Linked DNA regions of Mus musculus: region 1 is linked to region 2. The links are chromatin loops, found by intact Hi-C in ENCODE. Cell type or tissue: left cerebral cortex. All regions are shown on one strand.

Evidence for each region. Peaks named below come from ENCODE experiments on the same cell type or tissue, not always from the same donor. Only the 100,000 strongest peaks of a DNase experiment are listed, where the experiment ranks them.
Region 1: it touches region 2 in a loop (7-fold over the local background); 3 of 42 quality-filtered maps call a loop at or near these places.

The regions. Positions count from the first base shown.
Region 1 is chr2:149,003,429-149,011,428 of GRCm38, reverse strand. No RefSeq gene overlaps it. Among named protein-coding and RNA genes, the nearest start is that of Gm1330, 8.1 kb to the right of the region's middle. In left cerebral cortex, no CTCF peak of the experiment used is centred here; a DNase peak (open chromatin) is centred at 4,577.
Region 2 is chr2:148,926,218-148,934,217 of GRCm38, reverse strand. No RefSeq gene overlaps it. Among named protein-coding and RNA genes, the nearest start is that of Cst3, 55 kb to the right of the region's middle. In left cerebral cortex, no CTCF peak of the experiment used is centred here; no DNase peak of the experiment used is centred here.

The DNA of each region.
Region 1 (8,000 bases), 77 kb before region 2:
GCCAGAGAACTACCCCAAGAGAACTATAAACCTGATATATCACTTGAGTCATCATTGTGTGTGAGCACTTTGAACTAGAATTAGAGATGGTTATTTGCCCTACAACTTGAAACATCTTACCTGGTCAAATTAGTGGGTGAATAACTTGGGACCATCCCTCAGCATACACTTGAAGCCATGTAGAGTAGCGATGAATAGTTTCTAAAGACATGGCTTAGGTAATAGGTATGCATTATGATTTCTGATCTAATCATAGCTGCTTCAGACTATAGGTTTTGGTAAAATACCAATGCACCTCAGAGAAACAACAGTGTGGCTGCTACAAGGTTTAGAGTGTTTCTGGGACTAAAACAATAGCACTTCTTCACATGGACAAATTAACTCTATCTATCTCACATCATGTTCATCAATTGCATGATTTTGCTGACAATGTTGAGATTGTAAACAATTTGTATGATCTTCGAAATACATTGTTTCTCCTACTCCTTCTGGCTGGTCTCTATAAAGGAATTCATGAGTCTCTGGTGCCAGTTGTGTCTGAATTGCTTAAATCCAGTGCCTATGTAGTCAATAGAAAGCACTGAGGTGTATGGGATGCAAGAAAGGTCACTCTGTACTATGTCCTGTTGGTTAAGCTTAGCTATACACAGTCCTCACTCCTGTTCTTTCTGCTTCCTCTTCTGACTTTGGCAGAAGTCTCTCCATATCTGTATTAGTTAGGGTTTTACTGCTGTGAACAGACACCATGACCAAGGCAAGTCTTATAAAAAAAAGCATTTAATTGGGACTGGTTTACAGGTTCAGAGGTTCAGTCCATTACTGTCAAGGTGGGGGCATGGCAGTATCCAGGCAGGCATTGGGCAGGCAGAGCTGAGAGTTCTACATCTTCATCCAAAGGCTGCTAGTGGAAGACTGACTTCCAGAAAACTGGGGTGAGAATCTTAAGCCCACAGCCACAGTGACACACCTATTCCAACCAGGCCACACCTAGTCCAACAAGGCCACACCTCCAGATGGTGTCACTCCCTGGTCCAAGAATATACAAACCATCACATTCTACTCCCTGGCCCTCATAGACTTGTTCAAAAACATGAGACTATGGGGGCCATAATTAAACATAGCATAATGCAAATGAATTTAGTCCAACTTTCAAAGTCCTTAGTCTATAGCAGTCTCAACAATGTTAAAAGTCCAAAGTTCAAGGTCTCTTCTGAGATTCATCTAACTAATTAACTGTAATCCCAAAGCAAGGCAGGAAACCAGCTGGGCAAATGCCAAACTCTGCATCACCATGGCTGATGTCAAAGCAGTCTTTAGATCTCCACTCCTTTTTCATCTTTGTTGACTGCAACAATCTGCTTTCTCTTGGGCTGGTTCCACTCCCTGTTAGCAACTTTCCTCAGCATGTATCCCATGGCTCTGGCATCTTTAACATCTTTGAGTCTCCAAGGCAATTTCAATGTTACAGCTTCTTGTTTCCACTGCGATTCCATTTGATCTTTTGGACTCCCCCTAAGGGCTGACATCACTTCTCCAGCTCTGCCCTCTGTAACACTGTAAGCTCAGGTTGATCCACTTCACTATGGCTGCTGTTCTTGGTGATCATTCCATGGTACTGACATCTCCAATATACTGGGGTGTTCCACTACAACTAGGTTTCACCAATAGCCTCTCATAGGCTCTCTTCATGGTGCCAAGCTTCAAATCCTTTGCATCACCCCTTCAGACATGGGCCATCAACTACAGCTGAGGCTATACCTTCTTTAGTGGCCATGATCTCTCACAGTGCCAAGCCTCAGCTGTTCTTCATGACCCCTTCATGCCTTCAAAACTAGTACCACCTGGGTGATTCTTACACATTACCAAGTCCAGCTGCAGCACAAGGTACAACCTTGGGTATCTCTGGAACACAGCTTCTTTTTGTTCCTAGAAAACACTTCCCAGATTTCAACTCAGTGATGTTGGTCTCTTCTTAATCATTGCTAATGTCTTAGCTCTAGCTAACCAGCATCAATTGTACCAGTAGTTCCTTCCATTCTTAATTCTAGAGCCAGAGCCACATGGCTGAAGCTGCCTAGTTCTGCTGCTTATAGGAACTAGAACATGATCCCCTGTACTATTACATTATCACTGGCTTTCTGTTTTCTATATCCTTCACTGCCTAAGCTTGGCTATCCTGGTTCTTGCTCTGTAGATTGACCTTGAATGCAGAGATCAGCATGCCTGTCTCATGGGATTAAAGATGTGTACCACCATTCCTGGATCTAAATTCAGCTGGGTAGCATCTTGCCCCAAGGTCCCACTCACTTAATCTCTTATTTCCTAGAACACAGGATTTTGCTCCATTTCACTTCCTGGTATGCCTTTAATACTGGAACCAAATATTTTATATTTTGCCTTTCTAAGCTTGCTATGCTTGTTCAAACTTCTCTTTGTGAGACTTAACCAGAGAACAAAGTCTCTGCTGGGCTTTTTTTAAGACTTCCTTTGTCAATGCAATTAATGCAATTAATCCAAGTCTCTTCACCTTAGCCTCAGGCAGACTTTTCAGACAAGGGCAAAAAGTAGCCACATTCTTCACCAAAATACCACAAAAAACAGTCTTTATGCCACATACTGAAATTCTTCTCCTTTGAAATCTCTTGGGCCAGGTCAACAAACTTCAAATTACTCTCAGCAACAAAGTCTTCCATATTCCTAATAGGATGACCCATTAAGCCCCATGTAAAGCATTCCACTGAGTTCCAAATCCAAAGTCCAAAAATCCACATTCTTTCAAATAAAAGCATGGTCAGGCCTAACACAGCAAGCAATACCCCACTTCTGGTACCAACTTCTGTATTAGTTAGGGTTTTACTGCTGTGAACAGACACCATGACCAAGACAAGTCTTATAAAAAAAAAAACAACATTTAATTGGGGCTGGCTTACAGGTTCAGAGGTTCAGTCCATTATCATCAAGGTGGGAGCATGGCAGTATTCAGGCAGGCATTGGGCAGGCAGAGCTGAGAGTTCTACATCTTCATCCAAAGGCTGCTAGTGGAAGACTGATTTCCAGACAACTGGGTTGAGAGTCTTAAGCCCACATCCACAGTGACAAACCTATTCCAACCAGGTCACACCTATTCCATAAAGGCCACACCTCCAGATGGTGTCAGTCCCTGGTCCAAGAATATACAAACCATCACAATATCCAAATTACTTACCTCATTTCATCTCATTTTTTTCAAATGCCTTTGATACCTACATCATGATCTGGGGTATATTCCAGGGCAATTACAATAATAGCTGGAGAGATCTCCAACATGGCATTTCCTGAGATGTGTCTATGTCATGTCTGCTATGTGAACCACTACTGTGTAAATGGACACAGTGCCCCCCTTTTCAGGACTCACTCATGAGCATCCATCAATTCATTCTCTCAAATAATCTCCAAGGATCTTCATGGTCATAACCTTTATGGCCTTAGATAGAGCAAGGACATCTGAGTCTGAGCTTATATTACACAATGGAGAACAGAAAAACATAGTACCTCAGTATTGGCAAATGTTTCTGTACACTGTGTATCTAAGTGTGGATTTCTGCACCTAGACACTGGGTACAGTGCAAGCTTGATATTTTCATTACTATGATGCAATTCCTGATGCAATGATTTTTATTGGTTATTTTGTTTCTTTACATTTCAAATTTTATCCTCATTTCTGGTTTCCTCCATGTAAACCCCCAACACCACCCCCTCCCCTGCCTCCATAATGGTGCTCCCCTACCCACCCACCCACTTCTGCCCCACCACCCTATCATTTTCCTATTCTTGGGCATCAAGTCTTTACAGGACCTAGGGTTTCCCCTCCCATTGATGCCAGACAATGTCATCCTCTGGTACATATGCAGTTGGAGCCATGGGTCCTTCCATTATTATTCTTTGGTTGGTCGTTTAGTCCCCTTGAGCCCTGGAGGGACTGGTTGGTTGATACTTTTATTCTTCTTGTGGGGTTTCAAACCCCTTCAGCTCCTTCAGTCCTTCCTCTAACTCCTCCATTTGGGTTCCCATGCTCAATCCGATGGTTGGCTATGATCATCCACATCTGTATTGGTCAGACTCTGACAGAGCTTCTCATGAGACAGCTCTATCAGGCTCATAGATGCAGTACAAACTTGATATTTTCTTTACTGTAATGCAATTCCTGATACAGCATTTTAAAAAACACATCTCTGCATCATCTTTGATTTATCAATGATGACCTGATCAGCTTATAGCTGGGCAGGAGAGGATAAGCATAGTTTCTCAAACCAATGAAAAATAAAACACTCTTTACCCATATTAGTTTCTTTCTTGTTCATTTTGTAATAGCAATGGAAAAAATACTGAGGTAGAACATGGTGATTAAGAAATGGGGCAGCTGCTATGAAAACCATGACCGTCTGGTTCATAAACATTTAAATGTAGGCTGTGAAGAAGTGTGAATGTGTTTTCAGCTTTGGGATAGAAAAGCCCACTTGTGCTGAAAGAAGAGCTTAACAGTCTGTGATGGAGGTATTTTCAAAAACAAGAGTGCATAGAGATTTAGGAACACTAAATTCTGCCTCATGAGAATGTCAAAGTAGTCTGAAGACAGCTACAGTATACTTAGATATAATAATAACTAAATCTTTGGGCCAGAGGGAGCAGGGCCAACCAGAACAAGCAGATATCCTGAATACAAATTCCCAGCAACGGCATGATGGCTCCCAAACAAATGTACAGCTACAGTGTACTCATATGCATAAAATATATAAGTAAATAAATAAATAAATCTTCAAAATAGAAAATCTCAAAGAAGAACAACTCTAATATTGGGAAACATGGTCATTGAAATTATGTTCTGGTAATGAATTTAATATATTCTGTCTGAGAACATTAATGAAACAATAAATTTCTAACTTATAAATGAATTGTTTTCCAGAGGAAAATTCAGCATGGAGAGCACTAACTGCATGGTATGGTTATTGTTTCAAACTACTACATGACTACAATTAAAAAGTAGTTTATCAAATATAAAAGCAATGTAGAATTCTTTGAGTCAAAGATCATTGTCTATTATAAATTACACCAGGGAGTGTTTTTTAAAAAAAATGGCTGGGATTGCTATAAAAATCTTCCGTCTTTGTATTGGGATAGAATTTTTATTTGGTGAAAAGGTGATGGGGAGAGGAATTAGGAGCTCAGCATCAGGCATGGGGAAGAACAGCAAAGATGTCTAGTTTGCCATAAAAATAATGGAAATTGAAAACTGACAGGGTTTAGGAGCTGGGAAGCATCTCTAGTATGAGACAGACTTGGGATGGGAGAAGAACCTAAGAATCATGGGGTGACCTTAGCTGTGACTTACTACATTCATGATATAGAACCTGGTGAGGAAAATTCCTGTAGTCAGACATGAACTCTAGTGGAACTATAGAGACACCAACTCAATCAATAAACTTTCAACCCAAAATATATCCAGTTTACATGAAATGTAGGCATGAGAGATGGAGCATAGACTGAGGGAATGCACAAGCAATAACCAGTTTCAGCTTGAGACTCATGGGTAAGCACCAATCCCTAAAACTATTAATGATATGCTTTCATATCCTTGCAGACACGAGAGTATTGTCCTCTAAGGGGTTCCCCAACAGATGACTCAGACAGATACAGATACCTACAGCCAAGCAGTGCATGGAGCATGGGGACTTTAGGTAAGAATAGAAAGAAAAATTGCAGACACCTAAAGAAATGGGAACTCCAAGGGAACAACAACAAAGTCATTTAACCTGGAACTTTGGGCTCTCAGAGTCTGAAACTGCATTTAAAAACATCCAAGTGATAGACCTATCCCTTCTCACCCATATGTAGCAAATTTGCAGCTTGGACTTCATATGGGAATCAAATAAATGGGATGAATGCTATCCCAAAAGCTACTGCATATACTTGGGATATTTTCTACTAGCTGGGAAGCCTAGACTGTCCTCAGTGGAAGAGGAAGTACCTATCCTGGCAGAGACTTGAAGTACCTGAATGGGGGGTGGAGGAGCTTGTAACCAGAGTGTTCCGAACATTTAGATGAGAATGAGAAGGGAGAGGGGAAGTGCTGTAGGAGGATGTGACAAGGAGGTGTACAGAGAGAGGGACATAAATTTAATAAGTAAAAAATTAAAATAATTTTAAACAAAAATGTCAGATTGTAAATTGGGAACACGATGAGCCTGCTCTGGAGGAAGAAACTACACCTAACCAAGACATCAAAAGGGGAGGTATGCATCTGTTTGAAAATAAAGAAACTGACTTGATAAGGTCACTTCAGAGGTTCCCATGTCAAACAACCAGGAAATATTTCTGCTGAGTCATAGCCAAATTACACAATGGATATTACAAAATAGGTCCAAGATACTAATGTTCACCCAAACATGAAAGCAGAACTGTGAAACATTGTCCACACTGTATTGACATTAAAGTTATGTAGGTGACCATATCATGACTTGTTTATCTATTGTTTTCGCCAAGTCCCAAAGGGAGGAAGTATTGGTTTCCCTGAAAGAAAGCCTCAAGAGTTCATTATGTAAAACTCTACAAGTGAAATATAATTAAACATTAAGTCTTTGCTGGTGGTGTGGAAGCAATGTTTGCTATACTCACACTAGACTATATTATTAGGTATATTCTGTAAAGTATTAAGATTATAGTATAAAACTAGTGCTCAGACACTTATCTTTAATTTTAAATAAATTGATCTTCACCTCCCAGATTTTAAATGAACAAACTATTGTAACCATAACCTTGGATTAAATATAACATCAAACTTCCAAAACAAGAGATCCATGCAGCACATCCATGGAGACAGATATCTGAACGTAGCTTGACCATTTAAAAACTTAAGCCACCAATGTGAAATGGTGAAAATAAAACTTGCAGTACTATTTGACATTCTATGCTTATAATGATATACCAGGCAAATAATTTTGGCTGATTCAATGAAAAGAAATAATCATGGCTTGGAATGACTTAAGAGATTTTTGGTTTTGCATACTTTCTTTTATTATTTATACTTGTGTCTATATAATTTTAATAAAATTCATTTCTTCATTGGGCAATTTTTCTTGTTGTGACAAAATATCTAAAAATTAATTAAGGATAAAAGATTTATTTTGGATTATGATTTAAGGAATCCCAGTCATAACTTCTAGACACGAGTCAGGTTTTTTTTGGAGCAAATATGGTTGTAGCATCCATATTTTGATTTATTTTAATTTAAAATGAATCAAAATTAAAATGCAATTTTGTTTGTCCCAGTAACTAAAGCACAATCATTTAAAATGAATCTAAGACTGTTCCAAGTGGAGAGTTCATGCTGGTATTATCTATTAATACTTAAATTATTGTGAACAAGTCCAAATAGAATAAATTTTAAAATGTCTATGATTTGAAATGTCCAAAGACAACTCTTAAACAGGAATTATATAATGTTTTAGGTAATATTTTTTGATATAATGTACCCCATGCTCCATCACTAGACCCCAGATTTTGGTCTAGAACAATTCTCTGGGACTCTGGGACCTTTGATGATTAATTTCCTGAGTGAAATTTAGGAGTCCTGTAAAACTAACACTCTAACCTTTTGCACAATAAAGGCTACCTTAGTAGTTTTAGCAGAAAAGCTTCTTTGGTAAGTTCAGGCTGAAACCCCTACAGTACATGACATAACAGCCCTGGGAAAAACATCATGTATTAAGCCAAGACTCAAGGATGCCCTTGAATTCTGAAGACATAGGTAACTCAAAACTGGCATTGAGAAATGTTCTAAGGAAATAAATAATGAAATTTTAGTTAGATTCCCAGGGCCAATAAAAGCTTTACCATTAAGGAAAACAAAAATTTCAATATTGGCATGCAGAAAAGGAGGGTCATGTCTAGTGGAGGGAGGGTCTAAATTGAGAGGCCAGAACAAGTGCCAGAAAACCTAAATGTTTGTACCTGAGCTAATGAGA
Region 2 (8,000 bases):
AGGAGGATAATTTCTTTAAGGAGGCACCAAATTTTGTGAACTTTCTTCTAAAATAGCACTGCTATTACTCTATTCCATAAAATTGAGTATGCTGTGTCTTCATGTCCAGTAAATTCTGGAAAGTATTTCATTTCTTTCTTCAATTTTCCCTGACTCAGAGATCCAAGAAAACTCAGGAAATAAGCAATCCCATTCCATAAATAACAAGGGAAACACTCACACACATGCACACACACACACACACCCTGATACATCTACAATTTTTATTGATGAGTCAGTCATTTAAGGCCAAGGGAATGGCCAATGATGTCAAATAGGATGGTATGATATTTGGATACAAATAAACATATTCAGAATTTTTTTTTGTTTTTTATAATGGGCAATATATAACCTGACAGGCAATACTGGCGTTTTCATATGTCACTTGTCAGAACAGAGGTTTCTCTATGAACAGCAATGTAACTATCTCCTCCCTGTAAAACTGTAGGGAAAAGGGGGCTCATCCCGCTGGGATTCATATGACCTTTAGAAATGTTTCAGACCACTTGAGTGAAGGATTGCCATGATTGCTGAACAAGGATATTAATTTCAGCATATACAACAACCAAGTAACTCAATTGGACACTGAAATTAGCAAAATCTCCTTCCCTACAAAGTACCTAGACACTGATGGCCGTTAATGGAATATTACCTAAATTAGTCTGAGCAGGATATTTTTTGTACTCCTTAAATTAAATTTCCCATAATAGATGAATCCTGCTTCTTAAATACGTCTCTGCAAAACTGTACGAACTTGCCACAGGAAGCATCTCTGATGCAAGACTGCCTTAAGGGGGCATAATAAAACAATGTGTATGACCAAAATTGTGGAACTGCCAACATGAATTGCTTAATTACATTTAAAAAAATAGGCAAATAAACATGATTACATCACAGCTGATGAATGACTGGAAATTGGTAAAGTCTTGAGGTGTATTTCCTCTGCCTTTGCCTGAAAATCAAATTTTATAATGATGATAAACCAGAAGAACAAATGAGATTTTCACTGTAAAATGTGTTTACATGGAAATCAACATAACCAGATAGACCCAAATGAAAGTTTAACAGTTTCAATGGGAGATCTGTTGAGGGGCATGGCACAGTTAAATGGGTAAGAGCTTGTACAACCACTCTGGAAATCAGTCTGGCAGTTCCTCGGAAAATTGGACATAGTACTACCGGAGGATCCCACAATACATCTCCTGGGCTTATATCCAGAAGATGTTCCAACTAGTAAGAAGGACACATGCTCCACTATGTTCATAGCAGCCTTGTTTATAATAGCCAGAAGCTGGAAAGAACCCTGATGCCCCTCAACAGAGGAATGGATATAGAAAATGTGGTACATTTACACAATGGAGTACTACTCTGCTATTAAAAAGAATGAATTTATGAAATTCCTAGGCAAATGGATGGACCTGGAGGGTATCATCCTGAGTGAAGTAACCCAATCACAAAGGAACTCGCACAATATGTACTCACTGATAAGTGGATATTAGCCCAGAAACTTAGGATACCCAAGATATAAGATACAACTTGCCAAACGCATGAAATTCAAGAAGAACGAAGACCAAAGTGTGGACACTTTACCCTTTCTTAGAAATGGGAACAAAACACCCATGGAAGGAGTTACAGAGACAAAATTTGGAGCTGTGATGAAAGGATGGACCATCTAGTGATTGCCATACGCAGGGATCCATCCCATAATCAGCTTCCAAATGCTGACACCATTGAATACACTAGCAAGATTTTGCTGAAAGGACCCAGATATAGCTCTCTCTTGTGAGACTATGCCGGGGCCTAGCAAACACAGAAGTGGATGATCACAGTCAGCTATTGGATGGGTCACACGGCCCCCAATGGAGGAGCTAAAGGGAACTGCAACCCTATAGGTGGAACAACAATATGAACTAACCAGTACCCAGGAGCTCTTGTCTTTAGCTGCATATGTATCAAAAGATGGCCTAGTCGGCCATCACTGCAAAGAGAGGCCCATTGGACTTGCAAACTTTATATGCCCCAGTACAGGGGAACCCCAGGGCCAAAAAGGGGGAGTGGGTGGGTAGGGGATTGGGGGGATGGGTATGGGGGACCTTTGGGATAGCATTAAAAATGTAAACGAGGAAAATACCTAATTAAAAAAAAAGAAAACAAAACAAAAATATTAAACTTTGGCACACATATCAGAAGGGTCAAGTCTAGTTTAGGGAGGGTCTAAGTTGAAAGGCCAGAACAAGTGCCAGAAATGCTAAATGTGTGTACATGAGCTAAGAAGAGGACTACAGGGAATGGAGGTGGCAAGAATCAGGATGGGGAAGTAAGAAAAGAAGACTGCATTTGGAGGGTGTGGCTAAATAAGAGGTTCAGAAATAAAGGTAGAAGAACCATGCATGCTTCTCGTGGATCTGAAATCCTCTGATCCACTGAAGTTCCAGGCAAAAAATATTGGCTGATTCAGATCTGAGCATAAAATGTACAAAACTATGGGCAGCACACTGCTTCAACTGGCCATCTTTGTCCTGCTCCTGAACTACATCCATGCAGTCCAATATTTTACCACACACGTCTATACAAGTTATGATAAAGATCATCTGTTTGGAAACATACAGGAGGACGTATTTGATATCTTCAGAAATGCTTACAACTTTTTCAACAATAACAAATATCTCAGCAACATAAAGAAGCTATACTACAAGACTAGAGTGAGTATTTATCCCAAGGTCAAAAAACTGTTGTCTTGTCCATGTATGAAACTATTCTTTATTTATCATACTATCACTAAGACTCCTTTCTCTAACCATGCTTGTGTACCTGCAATATTCAATGTGCATTCACTGAAACAGATGGAGCCAGGTAGGTTTCATAAAACTACAATGTGAAAGGAATTCTTTGTACTGAAGTGTGTCCACAGAAATTTCTTCTTTCTGCCTAAGTTTTCAAGGAACTCCTAATATATAGTCTTCTTTCATTCATCAGAAATCCTGAACCAAAACAACAACAATCAAATATAGTTTATAGGGGGAGCTCTGCAGCTTATTATGCTTAAATTTTCCCACAGTAAATAGAATCTGATGAGTTCCTATGTTAGAGTCCCCAGGAAGTGTTGTCTAATGAGGCTAAAAGGCAGAAAATACCAGATATTAATGATTTTGACACGTGTGGGTGTGCATGTGCAGGTACATGTGCATGTGCATGTGTTTGGGGCAAGTATAATAATGTATATAAGTAGGTCATAGATGTGTTTGCCTACTTAAATATCTTATTATATCATGGGGACCCAGGAATTAAACTTGATATTTCATCTTTATGACTTGCATTATTCCTTCCTGAGATATCTAGACAGCCTAATTCTAACTATTATTATTTAAAAACAGTTTCCCTCACACTACTGATTAAGAGCTCAGATCATCCATGTAGATCCTGCATCCCTTCCCTCCAGCGTTACATATGATCATGTTTGCTCCATTCTCCCCACTCCCACTTAGTGCAGGGACTCCTGGTATGTGTGTATATATCAATGTGTTTTTCAGAATCTCTTGATAATAGCACTTTGTGCACTACAGAAAACAATGAAATTTTCTACATGACAAATATCCCTTTCATTAAAATGAAGAGTCATTGTACTTGCTCTGATAGCCTTGCCCTTATTTCCAGCTTGTGGATGACCACTGACATGTACATCCAGGGCCGACTGTTTCCCACCTTCTCTGTGTAGCTGTGATTTATGTACAGACATCTAGGTAGTTTTATAATAGAGTTGTTGAGTAAGTCAAACACACAGTGGAAAACAGCCATTTATTTTATAACAGGATGCTGTTAACCACAAAAACAGCTTGACAATGGCGAGAGAATAACATTCATTGGTAGGAGACATCTGAGATATTTAATGGCCTTTGTGAGATCTCACAGAGAAAGATTTTAAGGACATATTTCAGAGCATGCACACATACCCTATCAAACATTTCAGGATGTATATTAGGTCTCATTTAAAGCTCTATAGAGACTTCTAAAGGACATGTGAAATCATCAAAGGAATTACGTATAGGGAACTTGTAAATTTGCACTATCAAATTTCTCTGGAGAATATACATCCCAACTTCATAGTGACCTTAGAATGTTCCTGGAGCAGCACTTATGAACTAGATTCCCAACATTGCAAAAAATACATTAAGAGTTAGGCACTAGACAACTAATAACACACTGTGAAATATGACCACATTGTATGCTGCAGCAGGGTACAGACAACCCTTGCAAAATACAGCTGTTTTCAGTAGGTTGGTTAGTCAAGACCCAAGTACAGGACTTGCTAAACCCTGAGTCAATTTTAAAATTATAAAATTATTGGAAGGTAAATGTCCAATCCAAACAAGTGAAATGTCCATCTCCATGTAATACTCAATGAAGAGTCAGATCTGCAAAGATAAGTTATTATTCTGTGCTGGGGTAATTGGATGGTTTTTAATTGATAACATATAGTACCTGTGCTTAGGTGCCATCCTGATTGCTTGAAGTTGATTTCTTATGTTTGGCCCTAACAAAGATAACAATGGTGCCAATTGTTCAGTGTGTACCTGAATTGTACACATAGAACAAGCATCACTCTAGGGATGATTGGTCTTACTCATGGTTCCAAGGTACAAATTCTATTATCTCAGCTTGGATTTTTTCAGGTGATATGTTGTGATGCTCTCTACAATGAATGTGTGAGTGCCTATTTGTTATTTGCACAAGCAGGTGATTAGAATGCCTTGAGATATGTTAGCATCATCAGTCAACTTGAAAGTAGAGACACACACAAACCCTATTCATTTGGCCTGAAAGTTCTCTTTGTGTGAAGCTTTGCAAATACTTCTGTCCAGTGTAAGGAGGAAACTGGGTCAACAAAAGAAAGACATGCTCTGTGTTAAGTGCAAAGAGTGATCATTAGGTGACCAACCCAGCCTGAAGGCATGTTAGAGTTACAAAGTGTGACTGCCTTTTATGCTGCAGTCAACAGGTTCATTCACTTCATGGAGTGTCCCAGAGCCTTCACTTCTTCTCAGCACTAACCAGTGTTCTGAGAACTGAGAAAGATTTTTACCTCTCTCTGTGGTGGCTCTTCCAGGCTGGTTCTACCTTCCTAACAATATTGAACAATATTAGCCCCAGTTTTCCAACTTTGCTATCCCGTTCTTCCTATTTCTTAGAGCAAAGACATACCAAGTAGGTCCTATAAATTATTCCCTTGGAAGAAGTAGCTTGAATGAGTGTTCAGATGATGATCATTTTGAGAGTCATAAATGTAGTCATGGACCGAAAATAAAAGTACTACCTACAAAGAAAATAAAAGCATATATGTACATGTGAATACCTAAGTATAGAACAATTCTTCATTTTTCCTCATAGATACCTTCTTCTCCGATAATTTTTAAAATTGAAGTGGCTGAAACAACATGCACGTATGAATCCGAGTTCAACAAATGTTTGAAGAAGGAGTACATTCAGAAATATATATGTATTTGACAAAACTTTGTTTCCTGTCAAGTTGGGCAGTTGGGCAGAGGGTCTATGGACATGTGTTTATATGGATATGTGGATATATTGAGATAGTTTCTATAAGTTATTGGGAACATGTGTAGAAAGTAGTGATCTATGAATGGATAGAGCTAGGGATGCATATAACTGAACACATGACACTGCAGACCTATATCCTTGTGTGTTAAAATAAGAGTATGTGCACAAATCATTATCTTAAATTGTGAAGTTTTTACCATGGATCTCTTGAAACGGAGAGAACGACCTTCCATTAATTTCTTTTTCTCCCTGGCCTAGAAGAGACTTTGCAGGGACACTCTCTGTGGAGGTGGTAATTAATTAATCTGACCTGTATCAGCTTTCCAGACTGCCTTGAATGAAAAGAGCCCAATAACAGGCCAAAGTTCTCCAGTGCTGCCCTTTTAACTCTACCATGTGTGTAGAGTTTTTTTGGTTTTTTTTTTGTTTTGTTTTGTTTTGTTTTGTTTTTGTTTTTGTTTTTTTTTTATTTTGGTCACAAAATTGCTCTCTGATACAAGCCTTCCACTCATGACTCCAGTAGATGAATTGTGTCCTTCTCCTTTGTCCTGCAACCCTCTCCCTTAACAACACAAGAGAACTCATAAGACAAGCAACCAGTAGGATGTGCAGCAATTTCTATGACAGATGGGTTTTCTTTACTATATGTATAATAATCCATGCAGGTAAAGAAGCTAACAAATGAGGAACACATTAATTAGTTCCATTACAAACAGTTACTGACAAAGAAACTTACCAATGAGAGGTGATGCAATTAATCATTTTCCTTTTCTACAGCAGGAATTTGCAGAAACATTATACGAGAAATCAGGAGAAGTCACATGCAAGGACCTCCTGTTGAAATTGGCCAGGTGTCCCTTAAAAGAACAAGCCGATCAGCATGAGGTATGAACATAGTTCATAGGAAACCCCACATATGTGCAGAACATTGTGAAAGCTAGGACCTGTGTATGATGTCTGAGAAGTGATTTTTGCAATTATATGACTCTGGCAAGACAAAGTAAATGAAGTACACAGGATACAATCATGTGAGGACATTTGTGGAGAGAATACGTAGATTATGAAATAGATATACTTGTTTGAGTGCATCAATCCCTCAAAAGTAGCACTGTGCACATATGAGGAAAAATTAGTTTTCTCAGTTTACTGAGAACTTTAGTACCAAGATTATTAATAAATTATTGCTTATAGACAAAATAAAGAAATGTGGAGATATTTGCTTATCAGAAGGGCATCTATTTCCTCTCAGATTAAACCACATTTTCAGAATGCACTTTTAAATGTCCCACTCAGACATTCAGGTACTGAGGTGAGGTGACTTTAAGCAGACCAGTGGCTCCCAACCTCTGGCCATTAACTTTCTCTTATTGTTCTGGTTTCAGAAGCTGGTGGTTTCTGGCACTTGACTACTGCTGTTACCAGGAGGATATTAGGAAAAGAAGCTTAGTTACTTGGGCTCTTTAACTCAATAGTCTCTTGCTAAACAGACAAGAGGCTAGGAGCTAATTAACTTTTTGTGAGCCAGAGAAAATGAAACAAGAAAAAGTCATGTGTGTACATGTGTGTGTACATGCACACACACACATACACACAAATTTCACTGGACCTGAGCATTCATTTATTCAATTAAGCAAGTTCACATCCACACATAAAGGCATACACATATACCTACATATATATGTATATACATAAACACATATATACAGACAGACAAACAAGACAGATTAATATAGATACATATATCAAAATATAAATTATTTGTGGACAGAGAAGAGCCGCTACAGCTACACTAGTTTTTCTCTCAACATTTTTAAACCTTTTTAGACCAAAGAACTTTATAAAGTTACCTCACAGATAGAATGTTCCACAAAAATGAGTTTACATAAGAATGCACATAGTAGCCGGGCAGGGGTGGCGCACACCTTTAATCCCAGCATTTAGGAAGCAGAGGCGGTAGATTTCTGAGTTCGAGGCCAGCCTGGTCTACAAAGTGAGTTCCAGGACAGCCAGGGCTATAATGAGAAACCCTGTCTCAAAAAAAAAAAAAAAAAAAAAAAAAAAAGAATGCACATAGTAGTGTTTCAATCTATAAACTCATTATATGTTCAAAACAACAGTTTCCCATGGCATTCTTTATAATAGTGTACAATTGTGGCATCATACCTAGAAATGACCTATAATAAATGATTTTCCTTGATCTCAAATCTGTCCCAAACCTGTGTCTCTTCTTAGTAAAATTTATTAAAACCACGTTTACTCTTTATTATGCAGCCTTTACTTATTATTCTATTTGAAGCGGCACATTCTATTCTTGATTTTTAAAACTCTATTACATCTTTCTGGGTCAATGAATAAAACCATCTCCATGAATTTCTTTCTAAAACCATTGAATCAAATCATGAATTCTA